Linked DNA regions of Homo sapiens: region 1 is linked to region 2. Evidence: chromatin loops called from intact Hi-C (ENCODE). Cell type or tissue: HepG2. All regions are shown on one strand. Links, peaks and the distances in the headings refer to the core of each region. The heading gives the core; the rest is flanking DNA. Region 1 has its middle 25 kb from the start of NOTO. Region 2 holds the start of EMX1 (empty spiracles homeobox 1).

Evidence for each region. Hi-C counts contacts between places; a loop is a spot of excess contacts. Peaks named below come from ENCODE experiments on the same cell type or tissue, not always from the same donor. Only the 100,000 strongest peaks of a DNase experiment are listed, where the experiment ranks them.
Region 1: a loop joins it to region 2, with 16 times the contacts of the local background. A loop is called at or near these places in 2 of 110 quality-filtered maps.

Annotation. Positions count from the first base shown.
Region 1 is chr2:73,172,909-73,182,555 of GRCh38, forward strand. No RefSeq gene overlaps it. Among named protein-coding and RNA genes, the nearest start is that of NOTO, 25 kb to the right of the region's middle. RefSeq lists silencers at 2,952-3,171, 4,477-4,556 and enhancers at 3,307-3,980, 3,981-4,654. In HepG2, for the core only: CTCF peaks have their summits at 2,980, 3,555 (motif pointing right) and 4,638 (motif pointing left); DNase peaks (open chromatin) are centred at 2,893, 3,623 and 4,613; H3K4me3 peaks cover 2,187 bases; H3K27me3 peaks cover 3,548 bases.
Region 2 is chr2:72,911,955-72,921,601 of GRCh38, forward strand. It overlaps EMX1 (empty spiracles homeobox 1), which reads left to right and starts at 5,565. Exons shown (of 3, transcript NM_004097.3): 1 at 5,565-6,418. The coding sequence starts at 5,899. RefSeq lists silencers at 4,051-4,220, 5,361-5,780, 5,851-5,970 and enhancers at 4,312-4,929, 4,930-5,546. In HepG2, for the core only: no CTCF peak of the experiment used is centred there; DNase peaks (open chromatin) are centred at 4,317 and 5,437; H3K4me3 peaks cover 3,734 bases; H3K27me3 peaks cover 4,265 bases.

The sequences.
Region 1 (9,647 bases), core at 2,389-7,388, 260 kb after region 2:
CATTGCAGCCAGCACCACACACACTCTGCAGACATGCCCCATAGATACCACTTACCCTCACCCTTAGCAAACACTACAAAAACACAGACACAGCCCCAGAGAAAATACATGCACACCCACACTCAGCAGACACACACACCCGCCAACACCTCCACAAACCTACACTCATATCCAACAGAATCCACACACACCACTCACACGCACACAGCTCCCCAGGCGCACACATATTCGAATATAGCAGACACCACACACACACACACACACCCCAACAGATATGCACACTCCCGCCCACTCACATGTGCAGTTTCACATTCATTAGAGTTGGGGCCATGAGAAGGGCTGAGAAACCTCCGCCAGCCCATACCTACATAATAGTGAGTCAGAGAGTATTGAGTCTTCACAATTTTTTTTTTTTTTGACAGACTCTTGCTCTGTCTCCCAGGCTGGAGCACAGTGGTACGATCTCGGCCCACTGCAACCTCTGTTTCCTGGGTTCAAGTGATTCTCCTGCCTCAGCCTCCCGAGTAGCTGGGATTACAGGCACCCACCACCACGACCAGCCAATTTTTGTATTTTTAGTAGAGATGGGGTTTCGCCATGTTGGCCAGGCTGGTCCCAAACACCTGACCTCAGGTGATCCGCCTGCCTCGGCCTCCCAAAGTGCTGAGATTACAAGCGTGAGCCACCGCACCTGGCCTAATTCTTGTATTTTTGGTGGAGACAAGGTTTCACCATATTGGCCAGGCTGGTCACGAACTCCTGACCTCAAGTGATCTGCCTGCCTCAGCCTCCCAAACTGCTGGGATTACAGGTGTGAGCTACCGCGCCCGGCCGAATCTTCATAATTTGCCTGATGTGATTACTGAGTATGACGAGATCTCATAGTCCATGCACAAAGAGAGGCTTCTAGGACCCAGAACCTTGGCTTCCACACATCTCTGTCAACGTAGAAACACATGACCTGGATCACCCTCTCCTCAACCAGAAATAGGCATTAGGAGGACTTGTCTGACCAGTCTTCAGAGGTGGGTGAGAGGGCCTTGGGGTTCATCATACAGGGCAGATAAGGAGTTCCAGGACAGGCTTGGTCCCTGCCCTCAGGGAGCTCAGCATTTGGCTGGAAAGAGAAACAGGACATAGAACTAGATGTGAGAGCAAGCACGCACCAATTGTGCAAACTCACGCTCAGGCAGCGGGGCCTGAGTATTAAAAGGGGCTTGAGGTAAAGCGAGCAACCTAGAAGTGCCCACTGCAGCCAGCCGTGTCTAGGGGAAAGTATTCAGGCAGGCCTCAGGGAGAAGAGGGTGGCAGACACATGGTATTTACTCACTCAGGTATTATTCAGCACTCCATGTCTGAATAGAGCCTAGCTTTGTGTCTGAATAACACAGGTACTGCTCTTGGCAGTGACTGCAAAGCATGACGTCCCTGCCTCGCGCTGTTCCACCTAAGATATAGTCAGTACCAACCGAGTGAGTAGTGAGGATGACGGCGAGGTGATGGGGGGGCTCTGAGGCAAATCAACAGGTTATGGGAGTGACTGGAGCTATCTGAGGCCAGGGGACAGCTCTCTTAGGCAAGATGAGGGCAGGCCAAGGATGAGAGTGAGGGGAGGACGCACTCCCTCAGGTGCTAGCCCTGCATTTACAGGGCCTCGAGAGGGAGTGCCTCCTTAAGATGTGTGCCTCAGTGGAACGTCACTTGCCTCACCCTAGTGCAGCCGTGTTCAAGGGTATACAAGGGGAGGTCACTGAGGCATGAGGGTCTAGTTTGCTATGGTTTCCTCTTAGCCAGAAGCCTGATTTCTCTCCTGTGTCTCTGCTGTTGTGTTCTACATTGGCCCAGCCTCTGCCCCCAACCCCAGTGTTTGTTCCCAGGTTTCAGGGTGTCAGAGAAGGCCCCTGCTCACCAGATCCCAGAGGGCCCCGCAGCAAGCCTTGCCCCTGCACAGAGAAGTCAGGCTTTGAACTGTGGGCCTAGACTCAGGGAGGTCGACTCAGTAGGCAAATGCTCAGTTTTCCTGGCCTGGGGTGGCTATTCTGGGAGGGGGAAGGGGTGTAAGTTCAGGCTCAGATAGGAAGCTGAAAGGTGGGAGGGAAGAAACAAAACTCACCCCAGATGGCAACTGGGTCTTGTCCCTGTGAAGCTATCACCCAGTCATCAGTGGGTTTGCCCCGAAAGGCTCCATAGAACCCTATTTCTCTCCTCATCTGCACTGAGCTCTATTTTGTAGAATGGACCATGTCAATTTCCCAGCTTGAAGCACTTGGCATTCCTCTCCTGTGAGGCCCAGGTTTCTCTGGGCAGACCACAGGAAGCAGGCTCAGGCCACCGCATAAGTACGGGGTCTTGAGGGTGATTTGTGTTTGGGTGGTTGGGGATCTCCTAACCCGGGCTCCACAGTGAGCTCTCAGGGGTGTCAAGCCCAGTCGCGCTCAAGGGCCCTCTGCACTGTCTCCTTCACCGGGACAGCAGGGTCTGAGGTCCCGCCTTTCTCGGCCTGGGGCGTGCATGGCCTGGGCTCCATTGCAAGTTTTTGGACGTCCCCTTTCTCCCCCACCCCATCTTTTCCCTGGCGATCTCACTGCCCTTTCCAGGAGCACGCTCCCGCTCTGAGTCCGGAAGGACCCCGCGGGGGTCCTGACAGCCTCCCGGGCCCAGGGTGGGGATTGTGATGGCCCCTCGGGAGCTGGGTTGAGCCGGCGGCTCCTGAGCTAATCAATGGGCTGCAGCCGGCGGAAGGGGCCCGGCGGGGGGATTAGGAGCCGAGAAGGGCAATTACCCGGGTGGGCCGCTCCCCCGCTCGCCTTCGCCGCGCTGCTCAAATGCCGCATTTCGGATGCAGCGCCGCGCTCGGCCTGTTTGCTTGCAGAGCCGGGGCCCCGGGGCAGGAAGCCAACTCGCAAGTGTATCGGAGATTAGGGCCCGCGGCGGCGGGGGCGGGCGCTGGGCAAACACGCGGCGGCCGCCTCAATCCCCAGTGCTCGATTCCGCCCGCGGCGGTGCCTGCCCGGCAGTGACTCGGTGGTGGGGGAAGGGGGCGGCCCCGGCTCCCAGCGCCCGGGTGCCCTCGACGCCCACCCCGGGGGATACTCGGGGAGGCAGGCACCGGATGGGGAGCGACGGGTTTTTCCTTCGGGAGAGGCCACCCGGGCACGGTCTCCTTTCGCCCCATCCTCAGGCACACCTCGCCGCGCCGTCTTGAGGCCTGGTTCTAACCCTCCCGTCTCCCGCACCCCTAGTTCCCCGTCTGCCTAGTGGGTCGAGGGGAAGGGGAACCGGTTGGGGAAGGGAAGGAAAAAGACCCAAAGGCGGAGGTGTGAAGACTGGAGAGTGGCGGGGCCCCGCCCGGTGCGTACTTGGGGGTCAGTGCCCGCGACCGCAGGGCGGGGCGGCGGGCACGACACCCGGTGATGTCCAGGGAACTCGCGGACCTCAGCCGCAGGGCTGAGTCCTCAGCTGCTCCGGGAAGCGAGACTTCGGCAGGCATCCAGCAGCCCCAGGGTACAAGACCGAGTCTTAAACCAGATCTCAGGGCCCCCAGAGGTCGGAAGGACAGCCTAGAACTCCAGAACCAGCTCCTCTCCTGGTAGCCGCACCCCCAGCTAGAGTTCCTCTGGCCCTGCCCCTGCCCTCCCGCCCCGCAAATTCCAACTCTTTCCCGTTTCCCAGGCGGACTGCTCATTCCTACAAACAAGACTTTGCCCTGGCTTCTCCAAATTCTGCCCACCTATCAAGGCACAGCTAGCTCCCAGCCTCTTCCTCCAGGAAGTTCTCCAGTTTTCCAGCTCAGAGGGCTGTGCGCAAATTTAGCATCTGATTCCATCTCAGGGTCCCTCTGCGAAGGTCTTTAGCCTCCCCCCCACTTTTCTTTCAAAGAAAGGCGGTATGTTCAGTATGGGCTGGCAGGTTTGGTCTAGGATAGGATCCCTCATCCCTTAGAAAGACGTAGGGGCTTGAAAGCGCAGTAGGCTGGTCCCTGGGGCACCTGTGCCCAAGCGGGCCTCCTCTCTGGAGTGACGCAGGGACTCCCCACTCATGCCTCACTCTGGCTCCTGGGACACCCCCAACCCAGCCCCTGGGAGGCGAAGACGCTTTGTAACCAGCCCTCTTCTTGGAAGGTTATGAAGTCCTATGCTATTGGTGCTTCTGAACTGACCAAGCCACTTCCCCGCTCTACGCCTTCTCTTCTTCACCCTCCCCTAAGTTCCGTAGTGAGCTGCTGGGACTTCCAGAAGTGACCGGCTCTTCCTCCTGGGAGGAGGGGCGGGGAATGTTTGTTTCTTCCCCACAGTTAGGAAGCAGTGACTCCACCAGCCCGAGCGCAGCGGTAGTCAGCGCTCGACAGTGTCCCCGTTCCCCACCACCACCCATCCTTTACCGCCCCCGGGGCACAGCGCCCTTCCCCCTCTCCCCCGTTCCAGCTTCATTTCCCGTAGCTTCGAAGCTCCTAAGGAGTTAGGATCATCTTGGCGTACAGATCCCTTCGAAGCACTGATCCCTCCGCTCCTTCCCGGCACAGCCCCTTCCCGGCACGGCCCTTTCCCGCGCGATCTCCCGCTCTAGAGACCCGCGGGATGCGTCCCCGCCCGCTGCCGGGAGGTGGGGCGCCAGCATTGTACAGTCTGCGCGCGCCCCCTGCTGCTCGCCGCGAGAAATGACGGCCTACGTCCGCCGGGCCCTTCAGCTCCTCGGTTCCGGGCGCCCCCCACCGTTCACATCCCCGCGCGTTCTCGCGTCCTCGCTGGGACTGCGCCCAGGAGCCGCAGGCACTTACAAAACAAATTGCTGCCTCCATCACTGGGCTCAGTACCACCTGACACTATCACCCCACTTTTCAGGGGACCTCAGTGACGTTCCTGCATCAAGCAGCAGGACTGGAGCCCAGGTTTCCCAAAAGGAAGTCCAGACTTTTACAAACCATTAATGAAGGGCTTAAATTCTCCAGGGCACTGTACCCCTCGTACAGCTCTGTGGAGACTGAGAAAATGGGGTTCTGGCACCCAGGAACCTGGACCCCCAAAACAGGCACAGGCCTAGCTCTGTGCTGGGCAGTGCTGTGAGTCACCTGTTCTGCCCCTGGGTGGAGTATACCCAGGCAGTAGGCACTGACAGGTTCCATCCCAGCACCAAACCCAGGAATGTCCCGGTCAACTGCGGAGCACCAACCCCAGCAGTTCCAGAAGCATCCCTTCCTCCAGGGCTGCGGCTGTAAGAGGGGAGCTGAGGCAGTGCGTTCGCTGGGGAAGGAGGGACAATGCAAGGTCAGGGCCAGAGGAGCCTGGAGGGATGAGAGGGTGCCCCCCCCCTTCTGCCACTTACTAGCTGCGTGACCTGGACTAGTTGTGTTACCCCTGTTTCTGAGCCTTGTGTTCCTTATAAAGATTGGTGATTTTTCGGCGGGGTCGGTGGCTCCTGCCCGTAATCGTAGCACGTTGGAAAGCCGAGGAGGGCTGACTGCTTGAGCCCAGGAGTTTGAGAACAGCCTGGGCAACATGGCGAAACCCTGTCTCTCCAAAAAAAAAAAAAAAAAAAAAACAATTAGCCCGGCATGGTGATGCGTCTTGTAGTCACAGGTACTAGGGAGGCTGAGGTGGGAGAATCGCTTGGGAGGCTAAGGGAGTATGGCTTGACTAGGAGGTCAAGGCTGCAGTGAGCCATGTGATCACACTACTGCACTCCAGCCTGGGTTGACAGTGAGACTCTGTCTCAAAAAAAAAAAAAAAAAAGGGGGGGGGGGTGTTGTGATTTTCATAGGTTGTGGAGAGGATTAAGGGCTACAATTTTGCAATATCTAGCATATAGCAGATGCTCCATTAGCGGTCTCTGAAGCAGCCCTTACCTCCTTCAGGGATCTCCAATCAACTCCCAGAACTGCCTGAGTGTGGCGGTCAGCCCAGAGCAGCAGGTGCTATCCTTTGTAGCACTGTTAACCAAAAACTGGACACAACCAAATATCCACTAACAGTATAACTGGATAAACAAAGTGTAATATATTCATCTTTGGAATACTCTATAGCAATGAAAATTAATAAACTAGGGTTATGTACATAAAACTTGCAAACAGTCTGAGTGAAAGAGGCAAGCTGAAGCATTAGTACAGTATGATACTACATATATGAAGTTTTTTCTTTTTTAAATTTATATTTATAATTTTAATAAAAACATTTTTGGAGACAGGGTCTCACTATGTTCTCCAGGCTGGTCTCAAACTCCTGGGCTCAAGCAATCCTCCTGCTTTGGCCTCCCAAAGTGCTGGCATTACAGGCATAAGCCACCGTGCCTGGCCCCATATATGAAGTTTAAAAGCATACAAAATACTTCTATAAGCTACTTATGGGTCAATAAATATGGAGGAATTGTATGAGTCTGTGAGTGTAAATAATACCAAATTAGATTTGGAGGTGACTCCAGCAAATAGGACTGGAGAGGGGTACAAAAGGCCCCATATGTGTCTGCAATGTGCTTTTATTTAAAAAAAAAAAAACTCATGTAAAAGTGGCAAAACCTACAGTCAAGAATGATGAATGGTGAGTTCTTGAGTACTTACATTTTTATCTATAACTTTCTTGGTGTTCGAAATATTTTATTATGGTTTTAAAAAAAGAAGAAAGGGGAGGAAAACCATTGGTCACTGATAGTAATAGATCCTCTGCTTTTGGCAACTTGGCCCACTCATCTTCCTGCTTGACCAATTCTCCTCCATCTCTGAGCTTATCCATTCATTTTTCTTTTCAAACTAGAACCCACATGCAGATGACTCCCAAATCTATATCCAGTCCAGACAACTTCTGTTATCTAACTTCTGGTTAGGTATCTCCACTAGGATGTTTCTCAGACACCTCAGACTCAACACAAGCAAAACTCAATTGATAACTACCCCCTCCAACTGCCTGTTGCCTACAGCTGGAAAGGCATGTGGAGAGAAGATACACACCCAATCATCTTCCTGAAGCTTTTGAATACTGATGATAAAGAAAAAAACCTTCCAAACTTTTTAACAACAGAAAGATTTTCTGCAAATAGTTAACCTGACAGCCGACTTTTCATCTGCAACGTGAAATACTAGAAAACAGCTATTAGAAGCAATGAAACTTCCATGCATACAGCACCAAAGAGAGACTTTAAAAATAGTTTTAAAAAAGAGATTTATACACAATACCATTTATGTAAATTAAAAACAAATACAGAACAGCCCTGCACATTTTACATGGATCCATAAATAATAGCAAATACACAAGAGAAGGGCTTACTAGGAGAGGAGGAGGAAATAGGGGGAAAGAGAAAAAGCCAGAATGAAGAGTGGGGTCTAGTGTGGACCTCTGATGGCAATGCCCACAAAAGAGCAGGAGAGAATATCTCAGCCCTCTGCTTCTGAGATCCAAAATTTAAAAAAAAAATCGTTTAAAAATAGGGGATGGGCACGGTGGTTCATGCCTGTAATCCCAGCACTTTGGGAGGCTGAGGTGGACGGATCACTTGAGACCAGCCTAGCCAACATGGTGAAACTCTGTCTCTAATAAAAATACAAAAATTAGCTGGGTGTGGTGGTTGTAATCCCAGCTACTTGGGAGGCTGAGGCAGGAGAATCGCTTGAACCCAGGAGGCAGAGGTTGCAGTGAGCCAAGATCGTGCCACTGCACTCCAGCCTTGGCGACAGAGCGAGAATCCGTCTCAAAGAAAAAAAGGTGTTCCTAAATGCAGAAAAAGGTTGCGCATCACTGAAGTAAATGATGAACTAAATATAAGATTTGGAGGTAGGCAGGTAGGTAGAGGAGCTTGCCAGAGTGCAGGTATTTATGTTTGCTTAGAAAAGCTACAAGTTTTTCACTTCACAGTTCATATGGAACCAAAAAAGAGCCCACATTGCCAAGATAATCCTAAGCCAAAAGAACAAAGCTGGAGGCATCACACTACCTGACTTCAAACTATACTACAAGGCTACAGTAACCAAAAGAGCATGGTGCTGGTACCAAAACAGAGATGTAGACCAATGGAACAGAACAGAGCCCTCAGAAATAATACCACACATCTACAACCATCTGATCTTTGACAAACCTGACAAAAACAAGAAATGGGGAAAGGATTCCCTATTTAATAAACGATGCTGGGAAAACTGCCTAGCCATATGTAGAAAGCTAAAACTGGATCCCTTCCTTACACCTTATACAAAAATTAATTCAAGATGGATTAAAGACTTAAATGTTAGACCTAAAACCATAAAAACCCTAGAAGAAAACCTAGGCAATACCATTCAGGACATAGGCATGGGCAACTTCATGTCTAAAACACCAAAAGCAATGGCAACAAAAGCCAAAATTGACAAATGGGATCTCATTAAACTAAAGAGCTTCTGCACAGCAAAAGAAACGACCATCAGAGTGAACAGGCAATCTACAGAATGGGAGAAAATTTTTGCAATCTACCCATTGGACAAAGGGCTAATATCCAGAATCTACAAAGAACTTAAACAAATTTACAAGAAAAAATCAAACAATCCCATCAAAAAGTGGGCGAAGGATACGAACAGATACTTCTCAAAAGAAGACATTTATGCAGCCAACAGACACATGAAACAATGCTCATCATCACTGGCCATCAAAGGAATGCAAATCAAAACCACAATGAGATACCATCTCACACCAGTTAGAATGGCAATCATTAAAAAGTCAGGAAACAAGGGGTGCTGGAGAGGATGTGGAGAAACAGGAACACTTTTACACTGTTGGTGGGACTGTAAACTAGTTCAACCATTGTGGAAGACAGTGTGGTGATTCCTCAAGGATCTAGAACTAGAAATACCATTTGACCCAGCCATCCCATTACTGGGTATATACCCAAAGGATTATAAATCATGCTGCTATAAAGACACATGCACACGTATGTTTATTGCGGCACTGTTCACAATAGAAAAGACTTGGAACCAACCCAAATGTCCATCAGTGATAGACTGGATTAAGAAAATGTGGCACATATACACCATGGAATACTATGCAGCCATAAAAAAGGATGAGTTCATGTCCTTTGTAGGGACATGGATGAAGCTGGAAACCATCATTCTCAGCAAACTGTCACAAGGACAGAAAACCAAACACCACATGTTCTCACTCATAGGTGGGAATTGAACAATGAGAACACTTGGACACAGGAAGGGGAACATCACACACTGGGGCCTGTTGTGGGGTGGGAGGAGCGGGGAGGGATAGCATTAGGAGATATACCTAATGTAAATGACGAGTTAATGGGTGCAGCACGCCAACATGGCACATGTATACATATGTAACAAACCTGCACGTTGTGCACATGTACCCTAGAACTTAAAGTATACATATAAAAAAAGTCTAGCACATACAATTATTTAAAAAAAAAAAAGCTACAAGTTTTGGCCAGGTGCGGTAGCTCAAGTTCATGCCTGTAGCCCCAGAACTTTGGGAGGCTAAGATGGGCAGATCACTTAAGCCCAAGAGTTTGAGACCAGCCTGGGCAACATGGCAAAACCCTGTCTCTACTAAAAATACAAGAAGTAGCCGAGCGGGCGGCACCTACCTGTAATCCCAACTACTTGGGAGGCTGAGGCAGGAGAATTGACTGAACCTGGGAGGTGGAAGTTGCAGTGAGCAGAGATCGCACCACTGCACTCCAGCCTG
Region 2 (9,647 bases), core at 2,253-7,252:
TGTCTAGGGGGCCTGTAGGAACCCCTCCAGAAAAATTCTCACAAGCATTTGAAAATCAGTGACTTGATCTGGAGAAAAATATAGGGCTGGCATTACAAACCTGCCGGGGTCTGCATTACAGTATTGGTTGAAAGTGTGGAAATTGATAATGATAGATGGTTGGTAGATACATAGATAGATAGATAGATAGATAGATAGATAGATAGATAGATAGATAGATAGATAGAATAAATAGCATGATACATGGAATGAGGGAAGGGCTAAGGATAAAGATGCCTTCATGGATGCCCACAGTTAGGAGAAGAAAGTAGAGCCCATGAAGGAACAACTCCCAGAGTTTGCAGATCCAGGCAAGTATCTTGTTCAGAAAATAAAGGGAAGGGAGTTTCCAAAAGAAAAGGGGGTTGAAGGTACTCAGATGCTGAGGAGCCTATAAACAATTGTGACTAAAAAAGACTCAAATTTGGAAATAAGGTGTCCTAATGAACATTTCAGAGGATGGAGAGAGATTCTTAAAGTCAGCCTTTGGAAGAATAACTATATAGAACACTTCCAGAGGCCAAACTAGTGACAATGGATCAAAAGAATTAAAATATTGCATATCTGGAAATTACACAGCTAGAAATATGTAGAAAAGAAACACAAACATGCGGTAAGATACAGCTATGGAGCTGTTTGTCGAAATTTTGTTAAAACAGTGAAAATCTGTAAACTGTATTAATGTCCAACAATAAAAAATATTTAATGAGAGGCAAAGATGCTTTGATTGGTTATAAAGATAAAGAAGTTACAATACTATGTACAGTATGATCCTTTTTTTAAAGGGAGGCACATATAGAAAGAACTGGAAGGATATACTGTAAGAATTTCACGATGTTTGTTTCTGGGTAGTAGGATTTGACAATTATAAGATCTCTGTTTTCCCTTCACTCCCCCCTTTTGGATTATCTGTATTTTTTATAACTCTGTCCAATAGACATATAATGTGAGACACATAATTTTAAATGTTCTAGTGGCCACATTTAAAAAGTAGAAAGAAATAGATAAAATAATCTTCTTAAGATATTTCATTTTACTCAATATATCCATTACTATGTGTAATCGATATAAAAATATTAATATTTTAAATGTTTTAGCACTAAGCCTGTTTAACACTAAATGCAGTGGATATTCACATTTACAGAACATCTCTGTTTGGGCCATCCACTTCTCAAGCACCACATTACCGCATTTGGCTCCTAGCACGGCTCTATGAAATAATAGCAGTTAATATTTATCAAAAGCCTACTATGTTCCAGGCACTGCTCCAAGTTCATCAGGTGGAGATTATAACTCATTAGGTCTCAATAACTCCATGAGGTTGAACTTATTGTGCTCTCCACAAGCACGTGTTGCTTGCCCTTGTCCTCATACCATAATGAAATGTTTGGAGCTTTTGCAAAAGCCATTTTCCTAATATGATGGGCATCCAAGTCTGGTTGCAAAGGCTTGGATAGAGGGCAAGTGAGAGAATTGGAGAGAGACTAAAAATCATTCAAGAAATTTTGTGGTGAAAAAGACAAGTCAAAAGACTGAGAGAAACATGAGGACAGAAAACTCTTTGTAAGGCAAGGAGACATAAAGATGAAGTCAGGCTGAATAGGAAAGAAGGAGGTGAAAGGTGAAAGAGAGATGGCTGGGGGTGTGGCTGGTCCAAATTCTCACAAGATCTCTGTTGGAGAAACATTGCCTGGCTTGTGCTGGTGGCGAGATGTACATAGCAGCTTCCCAGCTAGAGGGAGCAGGGAGTCATGGCCTTGTGAGGGAGACAGATGGAGACACACACAACCCCCATCGCAGGTGAATGCTATGAAAGAATGGGGTGGAGGGCTTCCCAGGGAGATGAACTGAGTTTTAAGAACGAAGTTAGCCAGCAAAGAAGCAAAAGGAAGAGGATATAGACTTGAGGATTACATCACTGGATGACTGAGCCACTGATTGGATGTGGAGGATGAGAGAGTGATGCTTTGAGGTGATTCCCAAGTTCTCCGCATGGACAAAGGCAGAGACAATAACTTGTACTGAGTGCTCTTTGGAGTCTGACATTGATCCAGTGCACCACATATGTTATCTCATTTACTCCTCACAGAGGTCCCGTATAACGCTTGCAATTTCACAGATACGCAAGCTGAGGCAAAATAATTGGCCCAGGGCTCACCACTAATAAATAGGAGAGTCTGGATTTGGGGCCAGGTTATTCCAGAAATAGAGAGAGGGAGGGAAAACGTTAATGTGGGGCCAGAGCCAGAACAGGTAGGCTAGGCTGTATCAGCCTGGGAGGCATCGGGCTATTCTCCAAAAAGTGAGGCTCCGGGTTGCAGGAGATGGGACCTCCAGGAAACTGGTGGGAGGCTGGACAGGGGCAAAGTGAAAGGTAAGCAGCCTGAAGATGGGTGGGATGTAGTGGACTCCAGCGTGAAGAGCCTCCAGTCTCTGGCAGAGCTCAGCAGCTTGGGTGGGAGGAAACGAAGGGCAGGGAGCAGAAGGTGGTGGGGGGAACGGGTTTTGGTTAAGATGGGCAGCTGTCCAGTGGTGAAGAGGGGAAGTATTTGTGTATACGATCAGTTGTGGGGGATGGTGGTAGAGGGAGCAGTATGAGAGTCTGGGAGGAACAGGGCAGGGGAGATGGCACAGGAGAAGATTGGGGTGGGGGTGGGGGCACTGATACTGAATCCAGTACACAGAGGCAGGCTTAGAGACCCCCTGAGGGTGACAAATTCTTCTCTTAACTTGCTGCAGAGGAAACGACAAGAGAATAGGTCCTAAGAGGAGTGAAAATAGAGGAAACTGGCCAAGGGATAAAGATAAGCAGAGCTATGGAAGAAAAGGAAGAAAATTAGGGAATTACTGGAGAGGAAGCTGACAGAAAGGGGCGCTGGGAGAGGAAAAGGTGAGGGAGGACGAAAACGGAACTCCTATCACCCAGCGCATTCCAGCACCCCCTCCCCCTCCCCCGGGAAGTCTGCGACTGCATCCTCACAGGGATGGAATGGGAGTGGAAGCTAGGCCAGGCTGGGACCCCGGGGCTGTCCCAGCCCAACCAAGACGGTGACCAGACTCAAGTTACTGATCCTCCGCTGTTTCTTCATCTGTAAAGTGGAGTTAATGACAGACAGCTGGATGTCAACGTTTTTTGTTGTTTGTTTTAGAGATGGGATCTCCCTGTATCGCCCAGGCTGGAGTGCAGCGGTATGATCACGGCTCACTGCAGCCTCGACCTCCTGGGCTCGAGAGATCTTCCTGTCTCAGCCTCCCGAGTAGAAATGTCAGCATTTGAATGCCTCACAAGGGAAGGTGGTGTAATAAAAGGTCTATTGATTTAGATATGAACAAGTATACCCAGAGCCACACGAATGAAAGGAGGTGGCCAGTGTAGATGCAAGTCTAGGACGGTCGGTAGATTCCAAGCTTCTCTACCTGCCCAGTTAAACAAGTTCGTGGCCCCTGGCCAGCCTCTCGGTGGGGGTCTGCGACAGAACGGGTGGGATTCATTACCAGGCTAGGAGCGCAAGGCCCTCGGGCCGGGTTCAGCTTGCTGGGCTCCTGTCTTGTCTCAGCCCCCAGCACTTGCTCTGTCACCGCAGAGCACAGGCCCAGGCAACGTTTACCCAACTGAACCCGCATCCCTGTGGGAACCTTGTTCCAACAAAATCCCGTCGTTGTCTCCTTCCATATGGAACGAAAATCTCCTTCTGTACCTCTGCCCAGCTCCGCACCCCCGCCCCCTTAGAGATACGGCCTGGTCGGGTCCTGGTCCCCCCCTCGGCGGCGCTTCCACTTTTCCCAGACTGAGGGTGGGGAAAAGGAGGAGGGGGAAGAAATCAGAGGAGGAAAAGTCGGGAGGTAGGGGAGCCGGGAGACAGGAGAGGGGGAAAATAAAGAGCCTGAGACACAAACGAGAGGAAAAGACCATCACAGAAAGCTGGAAATCTCCGGAGAGGCCAGCGAGAACCCGCGCTCCCCACGGATTCCATCATTCCTTCCGAAGGCGCCTCTGCGGTGTCTCAGCCGTGCCAGGCCCCGGGGTTCCCAGGACGCGGAGGAGTGCTGGGTGCGGCCGCCTCGCCTCCCCACCCCTGGCCGCCCCTCCCCACCTCGCCCAAGGGGGCCGGAACGGCGTCGGCGCGCGGGGGCTTTTCGGAGCAGTCGAGTGGAAAATAGACTTTAACCCGCTTTGTGGCGGCCGGGGCGCCCTGAGCGCTCTCCAAACCACGGCTCCCGGCGCTCAGGCGGGCCGCTGCCAAGACCCGGCCTGGAGTCCCCGCAGAGTTGCGCGGCGCACGGACCCCGTGGCCTTGGGGCGTCAGGAGGCCCAACCCAGATCTGCGCGCCCAGGCAGCGCTCAGGCCGCTAGAATGGACCCCGGCAGCGGCGAGGAAGCGGAACTCTCTGCGGCTCCCTCTCCGCAGTGCGCCGGCAAGGTCCAGGTCCCAGCCTCCCCACCGCCGCCCGCGCCCTCCTAGGCCTCGGAGCGGCGCCTTTCTGCGGCCTCGAAGGTGGGGTGGGAAAGTTTGGGGAGTCCCGGCTCTCACAGCCTGTCGTGAGAACTGCCCCCGGGGAATTCGTCCGCCGTACGGAAAAACTGGCCGGAGCAGAGTCGTCCGCGGTTCCGCGGTCGCGGGTGGAAGGTGAAGGTCGAGGGAGGTCAGGCTGCTTCTGCGTGTCCTGACGGCTGGCGTGTTCTCTTGAGATGGGCTCGGGCTACTTGGCCAGCTTCAATTTAAGCCACAGTGTCTCCGAGGCCCTGACCTGGTCCGGCCCGCCGACACTTGAGCCCCCAGAGCCTCAGAGAAGGCGAGGGGGTGGATCTCCCAGTGCCGAGGCCCGCCGTCCTGGTCCAAGCCGGTCGCGGCACCGTGTCTGGGCACTGGAGCTGCTTCCAGCCCCGCGAACAGCTGGAGGGTGGCAGTGGGACCGCTCCGGCGGCTTCTCCCGCGCAGTGCCCCGCCTGGCCCCTTGTGAAGGGAGTGAGCGTCCCCTTTCCAGAGCTGTCCCCCGTGACATCCAGAAAACGCGAAACCTCAGGAACAAGGTCGCAGCTTCAGACCGCGGCCCAGGAGGCCGATGGTGGGTGAGTGGGAGAGTCCCGGAGAGCAGGGGGGCAGAGAGCTGGTTTTCGGGAAAACCAATGTGTTGGACCCCAAACATCCACCCTCCGCTCGGATCCAAGTTCTCTGAGAACTGAAACGACATCCCGGGACGAATGGGAGAGTTAGGCTGAGCTACACACCGGGGAGGGGAGGGTTGGAGTTTAGCCCCAAGCCCTTCGGACGCCTTCTTCGGCTCCCGCGTGGGTTGAGACGGCGGCACGGCCACCAGACTCAGCTAAAGGGCGGAGTCGCGAGGAGAAGCCAGTGGCGAGGGGAGGAGGAGGCCTGGATCTCCCCGCGAAGGCTCCAGTCCGGCTTTTGCCTCCGACTGCGGGCTCCCTCCCCACCCGCCGTCCCTCGCCCCGCCCCGCCCCGCCCCCCACCTTGGGGCAGGTGAGCGGCGGCCAATGGGCGAGCGCGGGGCAGGTGCCCGCTAACTCGCGCCTCGCAGCGCTGGGCGGCCGGGGCTGGGCAGGGCAGTGCGGGGACACCGGGGGCTGGGGTCGGTCCCAGCGGGACTCCGAAAGGAGGGAGACGAGCTCAACCCTCGGGCCTTACTGGCAGCTCGCAGCCTAGCACGGAGCCCGCGCCTGTGCGGGCGCCTGGAGCTGCCCGCTCCGCCGCAGCAGCCGCCGCGCCTGGCCGTACGCTGTGGCCGGACCCCGCGGTCGCTCGCTCACACACCCCTCGCCGCTCCGCGCCTGGCTCGCCCGCGGGGGCCGAGCGCGAGCGGGCGGGCGGGGGAGGTGAGGGGTGCGGGCGGGTGTGCATGTGCCTGGCTGGGTGCACACCCCGCAAGGCGGCGGCGCCAGGACGCGGAGCGCTCCCCAGAGCCCGGCTGCCTCGCACAGCTCCCGCGGCTGCGACCATGTTCCAGCCCGCGGCCAAGCGCGGCTTTACCATAGAGTCCTTGGTGGCCAAGGACGGCGGCACCGGCGGGGGCACTGGCGGCGGGGGCGCGGGCTCCCATCTCCTGGCGGCGGCCGCCTCCGAGGAACCGCTCCGGCCCACGGCGCTCAACTACCCTCACCCCAGCGCGGCCGAGGCGGCCTTCGTGAGTGGCTTCCCTGCCGCGGCCGCCGCGGGCGCGGGCCGCTCGCTCTACGGTGGGCCCGAGCTCGTGTTCCCCGAGGCCATGAACCACCCCGCGCTGACCGTGCATCCGGCGCACCAGCTGGGCGCCTCCCCGCTGCAGCCCCCGCACTCCTTCTTCGGCGCCCAGCACCGGGACCCTCTCCATTTCTACCCCTGGGTCCTGCGGAACCGCTTCTTCGGCCACCGCTTCCAGGGTGAGTGTCCACGCTGTGCCCGCCGAGGCGGCCGGCCGGCGCCCGTGCTGCGGCGATGCGGGGGAGGCTCGGGGGCGCGCGGGGCTGTTTAGAAGTTACTGCCGGGAAGGCTGCAGGTCCGCGGAGGTAGATTCCCAGGCAGGGAAGAGCTGTGCGGCATCCACCCGCGCCTTCGCCGCGTAGGTCTCCCTCCCAGGAAAGCAGGTGGAGACCTCCAGGCTTTTCTAGAAAATATACCAGTTCGGACGCAAGCCCAGGCGCGTCCTCGGAGCCTGTGCTGGCCCTCGCCACAGCCTGCCCAATTCTCTCTCCCAGCTGAGCCAGTCTCAGACCAGAGTACAACTCCTCCCGCTCTCCCTCCGCCCGGCTTAACCTCGCACCACGCTTCTCTCGCAAGTCCACCACCACCTCCGAGACCTCAGCCTTCGCTGGCGCGTCCGGGCGGGGGAAAGTCCATTCGCGTGCCCCAGCTCTGGGGGAAGCAAGGGCAGCAGGGAGGGCGAATCGGAGAGTTAATGTTCAGTGTGGAGGGCCTGGCTGTCTTGGGATGTTTCTCGGCAACCTTGGCCCGACTTCTCCAAGTCACACGTGCCTCTCCTACCCAAGGTGGGGAAGGTTTGCAGTAAGCAAACTGGCTTCCGCCGTTGCTCGCCGCCTTCGGGAGGGAGCCCACCCGGCTGCTGGAATACCGAGGACAGTTTTCCCGGGCAGGGGGCGGGGGCAGAGGGCTTTTAAGGTCGTAGCCAGTCCGAACCCCGGAGTTTGCATCCAGCAATCGGCTTGCTAATAAAGATCCTCCACTGGCCCTACACACACACACACACACACACACACACACACACACACGTTTCAATTATTTGTCTTTCCCGGAGAAAAGAGAGTTGCATTTGTTGGAGTTCGTTTTCTTCCTTGAAATTTGTTGGAGTTTGTTTTTTTCTTTTCTTTTTTTTTAAATTTTATTTTAAAGAGTGGCCTTGATTTGTACAGGCATCACTTTAGTTTCCAGTTTTATTTTGTTAGTGTAGACCAGACCACAGCCTTGTGAGAAGGGTCTATGGCTCAGAGCTAGGTAACCCGGCTTTTAGAGAAACAAATGAAAGGGACATGGCTGGAGCTTCGGCTCCAGGAGCTAATGTGACGGTCTGTAGTCTAGGTCTACAGTCAATTAGATGTTTGGCACAGTTGTTTAGATAATAAAATGAAAATTATCTCTTGACACTTTGACTTTCACAGAAAACCGCTTTCCCAGGTCCCGATTTGTCAGGCAATTTTTTCAGTCCCACCTGGCCAATAGATGCTGACCTGGCAGATACCACAAAACCAGAGAATGTAATTACTAGAATAAGAATTGTTGTGGGTAGCCTTGCCTCCTCTTTGAAGATTTCAAAGACTTGCCCAAATCCAAATCCGAAAAAACAAAAATGCTACAATGTCATCTGCCTTGGGCAAGAGTTTCTGCCACTTAAAAATAAATGTTTACTGATAACATGAGGATATCTTTAAAATTGAGCAATCTACCCTGGTCCTCCGTGGGCTCGATCCGAAGCCTGGGTCTCGAAACCTGGCGCCCAGGGGCCGAGTTGTAGTTGGGGCGGTGTGTGAGCCCGCGGGCCGCCGCGGCCGAGGGGCTGGCGGGTTGGAGGCTTGTGGAGGGATAGGGGCTCGGAGGAGAGGGCGGGGTCGTTCCTAAGTCCTGTGGCCTCCAGCCGTTCAGCTTGTCCGGAGTCGGCATCCTGGGCCGCACCCTCGGCTTCGAATCCAGCCCCTGACGCCCTCCGCACCGCGGTTCCTGCCTCCGGGCGCCGAGGGCCGGGGGCGCCTGGAGAGAAATCCAGCTCCGGCTCTGAGCGTCTCCAGTCAGGCGAGGCGGATAAATCCTTCGCAAAACCCTCTTGGAAATTGCCGCCGCTTCCTGAGCCATCAGTCCCAGCGGGTACGTTATCGAGTAGCACAAACAGTTGGATTTTTCCCTCAAGAACCGAGTCTGGACGCGGAGATGGAGCCAAGTGTGGCTGCATTTTCGGACCCGGAAATCCGTTGGGCACTGAAGGACTTTTCGAACCCTGTAGCGCTGTTGCTTCGCGGTCCATCGTCGCCGCTGCAGACGGATGCGCTCCCCGGCGGCTCTACGCCCTCCAGTCCCGGCCAGGCCTCTGGGCTGGGAGCCGAGCCGTCTCGGGCCCTCCGGCGCCGCGTTTTCTAGAGAACCGGGTCTCAGCGATGCTCATTTCAGCCCCGTCTTAATGCAACAAACGAAACCCCACACGAACGAAAAGGAACATGTCTGCGCTCTCTGCGCAGCGCTTGGGCGGCGCGGTCCCGGCGCGCGGGGAAGCGGCGTCTCCGCTAACCGAGGCGCTGGAAGGGGAAAAGCGAATGCGGAATCGTCCAGGACTCCGAAGGTCGGGGCCGCTCGCGAGCACCGAAGGGGAGGAGCCGACGAAGACCAGGAGTGGGCCGCATTTCGGTACTGTTTCCCCGAGATCAGGAACTTTCCGGGTCTAGGAGCAACGCCTGGAGGGGGCTGTAGAGACCCAGCCCCCCGGGACCCGCAACTACAATGGGCCGGAGCTTCTAAGGTCGCCTTTGTTCTGGCAGGAGGACGGGGAATGAGGTTATCTCCGCCGCCTGTCCTGCCTCTCCCTCTCCTAGCCCTAGGGCCCTCCGCCCAGCCGTCCGGCCCTGAGCCCCTGGCCGGCGGCGGCCTCTCCAGCGAAGACTGCGGCTCGAAGACTGCAGCTCGGACCCCGGGTGCTTCGGATCCCTAGCTCCCACCTCCAGCTCCCTCATTCCTGGGAATCTCTTGTGCTAGTTCCCAGCCATTGCCTTGAAGGGGCCCTAAAAGAGTGGCTGTAGAAAAATCGGAGGGGTAGGGAAGCAGGGAGGAGAGGGGTATTCATTTCCCTAGCTCCAGGGACGGCTATACCAGTCCCTTTCCACTTTGCTAACTGTCCTAGTCCGAAACTGACAGCCCGTTCTCACAGCCCAGAATTACTGCGTCCAAACAGGCCGCACCCTAGACCCAAGTTTGTTCTGCCCTTGTGGTCCAGGCAAGGGAAACTGAACCCCTGGTAGGGGTGGTTCAGGCCTCCTTCCCACAGGTCGGGGGGCGGGGCGGTACAGGTACCTGTGCACCTAAGGCATCACCCTTGTCTTTGCAGAAACATGTAGCAATTGATCTGTTTCTCAGGATGTTTGGTGTTGTACTAAACATCCTCTTTCTAACAGG